Linked DNA regions of Homo sapiens: region 2 is linked to region 1. Evidence: chromatin contacts called from ENCODE Hi-C or POLR2A ChIA-PET data. All regions are on one chromosome and are shown on one strand. Each heading gives the region's core, a stretch centred on a gene start or an enhancer-like site at or near the end of the contact. The rest is flanking DNA. Distances are from core to core; before and after follow the strand shown. Region 1 holds the start of ERICH6 (glutamate rich 6). Region 2 has its middle 5.3 kb from the start of LINC01213.

The links. A loop is a pair of places that touch in the nucleus more often than their neighbours do. ChIA-PET counts read pairs that join two places held with the same protein, here RNA polymerase II (POLR2A). Pooled maps may share reads with other maps.
Region 2: a pooled map shows a loop between it and region 1 (3-fold over the local background). The contact joins the enhancer-like site here to the promoter of ERICH6 in region 1. A Hi-C loop is called at or near these places in 1 of 50 pooled maps. POLR2A ChIA-PET finds 5 or more read pairs at or near these places in 2 of 52 experiments (K562 and endothelial cell of umbilical vein).

Annotation. Positions count from the first base shown.
Region 1 is chr3:150,701,972-150,705,558 of GRCh38, forward strand. It overlaps ERICH6 (glutamate rich 6), which reads right to left and starts at 1,949. Exons shown (of 14, transcript NM_152394.5): 1 at 1,525-1,949; 2 at 150-207. The coding sequence starts at 1,927. ERICH6-AS1 (ERICH6 antisense RNA 1) reads left to right here and starts at 1,593. Exons shown (of 3, transcript NR_121675.1): 1 at 1,593-1,696. RefSeq lists enhancers at 1,825-1,904, 2,055-2,144.
Region 2 is chr3:150,231,155-150,235,248 of GRCh38, forward strand. No RefSeq gene overlaps it. Among named protein-coding and RNA genes, the nearest start is that of LINC01213, 5.3 kb to the right of the region's middle. Within about 2 kb of position 2,042, at least 6 of the 41 ENCODE cell types and tissues checked have a DNase peak (open chromatin) inside an H3K27ac peak, as active enhancers do; they include endothelial cell of umbilical vein, where a contact is called at or near this core.

The sequences.
Region 1 (3,587 bases), core at 699-3,198:
GTGTCTACCAGTGTATATTTAAAAAAAACTTTTTAAAATAAGTAAGTCACAAATGCCCTGGATTATTTTACTCTACTTCCTAACATGTTTATCCAAAAGGTAAACATTATTGGGTTCAAAAAATGTGAAATTTGAAAACATTTTCTTACCTATCTATACTCATTTCAGACATGTCTTTCCTAAATGTCTGAAATATTTTAGGGAAACCTGTTGAATGAAACATTTAAAAATCAGCTATTCCCTCTAAATCAAAAGGTCAATTCTACCCCCCCCAGGAACACATGGCAATGTCTGGAGACTTTTTTTTTTTTTTTTTTTTTTTTGAGACGGAGTCTCGCTCTGTCGCCTAGGCTGGAGTGCAATGGCGCGATCTTGGCTCACTGCAAGCTCCACCTCCCGGGTTCACGCTATTCTCCTGCCTCAGCCTCCCAAGTAGCTGGGACTACAGGCGCACGCCGCCACGCCCGGCTAATTTTTTGTATTTTTAGTAGAGACGGGGTTTCACCATGTTAGCCAGAATGGTCTCGATCTCCCGACCTCGTGATCTGCCCGCCTAGGCCTCCCAAAGTGCTGGGATCACAGGCGTGAGCCACCGCGCCCGGCCTGGAGACATTTTTGATCATCGCAAGGATGTGTGCTTCTAGCACAGCCACGGGTAGAGGACAGGGATGCTGCCAAATATCCTGTAATTCACAGGACAGTCCCCAATCCTCCCCAACAAAGAATTATCCAGACCAAAATGTCAACACTAGAGCTTGAGAAGCCTACTCTAGAAGACTTCTCTGCTTCTTTTTTCAAGGAAGTGACTGGAGTGGCTTCAGCACAGGATGTTAAACACAAAAGAGAGTTGTTTTTTTTTTTTGCAGGACTGTTTCAGTAGTACAGCACCCTTAAGGCACTTCTCTGGAAATAATATGAGTGTGTGTGTGTGTGTGTGTGTGTGTCTGTGAGAGAGAGAGAGAGGGAGAGAGAAAGAGAGGGGGAGGGGAGAGGGAGGGGAGGAAGAGGGAGGGGAGGGGGAACAGAGAGAGAGAGAGAGAGAGATGTCACGGTGTGAATGCACGCAAAAATGTTATAAAAATGAGCACTCCCAGCAGCCTGGGCAACATAGTGAGACGCCAGATTAGCTGGGTGTGGTGGCGTGTGCCTGTAGTTCCAGTTACTCGAGAGGCTGCGGTGGGAGGCTTGAGCCCAGGAGGTCGAGGCTGCAGCCACTGCACTCCAGCCTGGGCGACAGAGCGAGACTCTTGTCTAAAAAAAAAAAAGCACTTCATACAGCCATGCCCAAGTTCAACTTTTATGGTGTTTCGCCTATATCCTAAATCGTGCCTCATCACAACAGCTCAGCCAAGGGTTCAGTGTCTCTGACAAGGGCGTGAGAGAGATTAGGTGTGTGGAATGGTGCATGCATTTAGAAATCAGGCACGACGCGCAGGTCGACGAAGGCACCACCCAGGAGTGGGTGGACCAGGTGCCCCCTGGAGACGAGAAACCCTCGAGGAAGGGGTGGGTCGGGGGCGGTACTTTTATGCGAGGAGGTGCTGGAGGGTGGGCTTGCGCTCGGCGTTTCAGTGCTGGTCGCGCTCTGGCTGGGCACGAACGTAGAGGTCAGGCTAGGGCTGACGATGCTGGCTAAGCGGGGGCGCACGTCTGGGAAGTCGTCGTCGTAGTCACCGATGTCCGTGACCTTCCAGAGGTACTCTTCGCTGAACGTCTCAGGGGCCTCCAACTCCTGCTCTTCCCCCACCAACTCCTCCTCCACCACCTCCTCCTCCTCCTCCTCCACCTCTTCCTCCTCCTCCTCCACCTCTTCCTCCTCCTCCTCCACCTCTTCCTCCTCCTCCTCCTCCTCTAACTCCTCCTCTGACTCCTTCTGGTCCTTCTTCCCCGGGTCTCCGAAGCCGCTAGGCGAGCGCAAGTGGGCCATGGCTGGCGGGAGGCGGGATTACAGCCAGCTCTTTGGCCGCGGCCCCGGTCGGCTCTCGCGAGCGCGAGCCTCTGTTGTGCGTTGGTCTCCCCGGGCAACTGCTTGCCCTGCGCCACCGAGCCTCCCGGATTTAAAGCGGCAGGAGCTGGTTAGCCGGATAGAATGTGGGTGCCGAGGGCCGGTGGGGGCCACCGCAGACTTCTTTCTGTCCCTGCTCTTCAGCGTCTCTGAAACCCCTGGCAGCCTGCGGAGAAACGATCTTTTCTTCGTCTCTCAGCTTATTTGGGGCCTTTTTTTTTTTTTTTAACTTGGGTGGAGGAAGTGGCTTCTAGCGACGGACACACACGGTGCCATTTGGTATTGCGGATGCTGGAGTCTGGTTATTGAGTAGACAGATGCTTGCTGGAACGTCCAGTGAAACTTTATTTACAAAATCAGGCGCCAGCCCTTGGGCCCTCGTTTGCGGATATTTTTAAAATAGCTTTAAATATTAATAAGCGTATTAAAATTGCCTTAAATGTTAGTTATCTTAAATATTGTTAGATTAATATTAATTAATCTTGATTGGCGACATTTTTAGCGTCCCATAAATTTTGCTCCTTGCTGTGATCTGGGTCCTGCTTCTTACTTGGCCCATCTATCCATCCTGGAGTAGAAAAGTCCTGAAGCATCTGGCCACCTAGGTACCACCTGCGTCCTTCTGGGACTTTGTATTTACTTACATTTTTGTAAAATATATACATTTTTTATTTTTGAGAGACAGGATGTCACTCTGTCACCCAGGCTGGAGTGCAGTGGCGGCATCATGGTTCACTTCAGCCCTGAACTCTTGGGCTCCAGTGATCCTCCCACCTCGGTCTCCCAAGTGGCAAGGACAACAAATGTGTGTCACCACGCCTGGCCAATTTTATATATTATATTATATTATATTATATTATATTATATTATATTATATTATATTATATTTATTTTGAGACGGAGTCTCGCTCTGTCACCCAGGCTGGAGTGCAGTGGCACCATATCGGCTCCCTGCAACCTCAGCCTCCTGGGTTCAAGCAATTCTCCTGCCTCAGCCTCCCGAGTAGCTGGGACTACAGGCACGTGCCACCACGCCTGGCTAATTTTTTGCATTTTCAGTAGAGATGGGGTTTCACCGTGTTAGCCAGGATGGTCTCGATCTCCTGACCTCGTGATCTGCCTGCCTCAGCCTCCCAAAGTGCTGGGATTACAGGCGTGAGCCACAGTGCCTGGCCTGTATTATATTTATTTTGAGACAGGGTCTTACCCTGTCGCTCAGGCTGGAGTGCAGTGGTGCTATCTCAGCTCACCGCAACCTCCTCCTCCCGGCTCAAGCTGATCCTCCCGCCTCAGCCTCCCGAGTATCTGGGACTACTTTTTGTAGAGATGGCGTCTTGCTATGTTGCCCAGGCTGGTCTCAAACTCTCGGTCTCAAGCTCCTGGGCTCAAGAGATCCTCCCATCTGGGCCTCCCAAAGTTCTTAGGATTACAGACGTGAGCTACTGTGCCTGGCTAGGGAATATTTTTGAAAGTAGAGTTCTTGCAGGCTAAAGGAGCAGGCAGCACAGATGAGAGGAGACATCTGAGTTGCTTTAAAAGGAAGGGCAAAATGTGGTGACCAGAGAGGAAAGTGAAAAGCTTT
Region 2 (4,094 bases), core at 792-3,291, 470 kb before region 1:
TGGATTTTTTTTTTAAATTTTGATGCTCTTACAAATTGACTAAAAAAAAAAAAAAAAAAAAACAAAAAGCAACCTAACTGAAAAATGAGCAAATGAGCAAAGGGCATAAATAGGTAATTCAAAACACATGTGTAAAAGTGCTCAACCTAGCTAGCAATAAAAAAACAATGAAAGATCAGTAAGAATGTGGAGAAACAGGTATTCCCTCTGGTACTACCAAATTGATGGACAAATTTTTTTTTTTTTTGAGACGGAGTCTCACTGTGTCGTCCAGGCTGGAGTGCAGTGGTGCAATCTCAGCTCACTGCAAACTCCGCCTCCCAAGTTCACACCATTCTCCTGCCTCAGCCTCCCGAGTAGCTTGGACTACAGGCGCCCACCACCATGCCCAGCTAATTTTTTAGTAGAGACGGGGTTTCACCGTGTTAGCCAGGATGGTCTCGATCTCCTGACCTTGTGATCCACCCACCTCGGCCTCCCAAAGTGCTGGGATTACAGGCGTGAGCCACCGCACCTGGCCATTGATGGACAATTTGACAAAAATTTTTCAAAAGGTAAAATTTGCATTTTCCTAAACCCAACAGTTTAGCTTCTAGATACCTATATTAGAGAAACTGTCAAATATGTAGACAAAAATATGAGCTTATTGCAGCATTTTTTAGAGTAGTGAAACTTTACAGGCAAACTAAATATCCATCAATGGAGGAGTGGTTCACAAAAAGAAGTAAACAAAACATGGTGTATTCACACAATGGATCTTTTGCAGCAGTTAAAAAGAAACTGTATGCGGGCCAACGTGGTAAAGAATCCAAGATATTGTTCGGTGGAAAAAGCATGTTGCAGAGTAATATGTTCTGTTTGATCCCTTTTCTGTAAAAATAAAACTAAAACATGTAGAATAAACCCCTCTAAAAATGAGATATTTGTAATATGTATACATAATTTTGTGTGGCTATACATATACCATACACTATGTAATTCTGCTTTATTTTTCATAAGAATATATTCATACTGCTTGTATAATTTTCTTTTACTTTGTGTTTACTGAATTTTGTAACAAATAAATCATTAGTAATTTGTCCAAGAACAGTTTCCAAAGCATGGCAGAAGGCCAGCTGTGATGAACTGAGGTCCCTACCTGACCTGACCAGCCTGGCCTTGTTAGTATACTGGTAACCAGACAAGATTTAAGATATAAAAGCCTCAAATATTTAAAAGGATTTTCTCAGAAAAAGGAGGGTTTCCTCAAATGCTTCTTGCCATCAGATTGTAGGGCCAGAAGGATTTTAGAGGCCAATTGGTCCAATTGCTGACTTTTAAGGAAGCTAAAGTTGAGGTCCAGAGAAGCTAGTTTTCTAAGTCCCCCAGACTATTTGGCATTTTTTTTAAAGGTCTCTTGGCCAGGCATAGTGGCTCACACCTGTAATCCCAGCACTTTGGGAAGCCGAGGTGGGTGGATCATGAGGTCAGGAGATTGAGACCATCCTGGCCAACACGGTAAAACCCTGTCTCTACTAAAAATACAAAAAAAAAAAAAAAAAATTAGCTGGGCATGGTGGTGGGCGCCTGTAGTCCCAGCTACTCGGGAGGCTGAGGCAGGAGAATGGCATGGACCCGGGAGGTGGAGCTTGCAGTGAGCCAAGATCGTGCCACTGCACTCCAGCCTGGGCAACAGAGCGAGACTCCGTCTCAAAAAAAAAAAAATAACAAAAAATAAAAAATATAAAAGGTATCTTGCTAAATACCAAAAGGGACAGCCAGAAGAGTATGTCCGGGGACCTCTGAAAGTCTGAGAACTATGAAGAAGTAACTAGGGATTTATGTGTTCAAGACAAGCATCTACATGAGAATTCCTGCAAAGTTGCTGACAGTCATGTATGAGTGACAGGCATCAGCAATCATCCACCACCGGAATCAGGAAAATGAATCATCCCAAGCTTTGTTCTTTGTAGAACAGTGCATTTTCCTCTGGCCTCCCCTCTTCTATATCAGGGGATTGTTTCAACTGCAGTCACTGGGCTGAAGGACCCACTAAATTTGGCCTGATTCCTGTCTTGGCAGGCTGCCGTGGCAAGGATGATGGAGAAGTGTTTACAAGTGTCAGATCCCAGGAACATTTTCTTTGTTCCGTCTGACAAAGCCCAGAGTCAGATAGGCAGAGTGGTGAAAAGAGCTCTGGGCAAGCAGTCAGCCAGCCTGGGGTTTGGTCTTGGTTCCATCACGAACCCAGCTGTGTGAGCTTGAGCCAGTCATTTGAGGTTTTCTGAACATGCAAAGTAAATGGGCTAGCTGTGATTCCCTCAGCCCTTGTGTCTAGGGAAATTGTTTTGGAATGAAAGTAGCTTTTGGCCTGAGTACCCATTTTCAGAATATATTCTCTGAAGCAGAGTGAGAAAGAAGTGCAAGGTCATAGCTATGATTGGCATAGAACTGAGGCCAGATACTAACAAAGAAAAAAGTCGACACTGACATGCCATCTCCAGGGAGAACAAATAGATTCATCCTTGAAGCCAACTATTGTGGTGGCTGCCTGGAGTACTGTGTTGGAAAGGATTTGAGCTAAACCTAAGCTCAAAGGAGTTCTGTGATCCACTAATAATGTCTGCTACAGGTAAGGGAGCTAGAACAAGGTAAGGGTACACCAGATTTTTGCTACTCCTGCACCCAGTTACCACATTTAGGTTCCTATAGCCATGAACCCATGAATCTAATGCAAAGTAGGAAACTGCATGTGATGAAATCTCTATAAAGAAAATTTCAGGAAGCAGGCTTATTTAGGATATAATTAACAAGTAAGACAGCAGCAAATCGGGATGCCTGAATTCTGTTCTTTGGACCATCATTGGATAATAATCTTGGACAAACCAACAACATGTTGGCATCCCTACATTCTGGCTCTGTTATGGCCTGAGGCATGGTAAGGAAGGCACTGAAGGGTCTTTGCAAGTTGGGGTGGTATACGGACAAGCCCTGGTGATCCTGTAGCCACAGAAAGTGCTTCTCAGGGGCAGTTTGGTGCAGTTTGGTCTTATTTTAATTAATGCTGTAATTTTATGGGATTTTAAAAACATATAGTGAATTATATACTTTCCACTGTGATATGTTAAAAAGGGCAGCAAAAAGTAATCAAAAGAAAATTACCTATATTCTTATCATTCAGATCCAACATTTGACACCTTGTATTTCCTGGATACAAAGATAATTTGATGTAAATGTTTTCCTTCATAAGTAGTAAATGTACTTTTTTCCTCTCATGTTAGGAAAGTAAATCACAAACCAGAACTGGGATACATAAAAAATTCACAGAAATAATTATAATTTAATAAAATTAATTTATGACTACATGTCATTATTACTGAGTGGTGAGCCAGGGCCAGATTAAGGTAATGCTCTTCATGCCATCGTCACTTCTAAGTTTGCGTATACAGTTGAGGCAAACCAGGGTCCTTTTTGAAATGACGTGCAAAAATGAGTAAGGACCAGAAACTAACAGTAAAGATACATAAACTGTTTTTAAAAAATTGGGTTTAACATTGCTACATCATCTATTCAATAAAATAAAATAAAAATCACTTGCAAATGCAAAGGCAAGTCATAGGATTCCTTTCAAAGGGCGAGGGATGGAGCAGTGTTGTATTCTGTACTGGTTAAGCCTAGTGGCTCTGAAGTTAGACTGGCTGGAATGCTGGCTTCCCCAACTAATGAGGATAATAGTGCTACCAACCTCATAGGATGGTTGTGAGGAGTAATTGGATTAGCACGTCTTTGGACTGTGCCTAGCACATAGTAAGGACTCATTAAATCTTGCTATTAAGATGCACCCTTTTGGGCCAAACGTGATGAAGATCATTACTGTCTCATGGTCTTACCCTTTTCATCCCAGTGTGCCATTTTGACTTAAGTTAGATGAGTCTAACACAAATTCATTTATTTATGGTTCAGATGTTACAGGCGATCACTCATGAAAACCCTTTGTGGGAAGTCTTTGGGAGTGGAGAAATCTGAGGCTCCAGGACTTGAAAATCATTTGCCCAATATTATGGAGCTCACGAGTGGAGAGATCTGAATCTATCACATTCCTCCTTGCTCCCTCC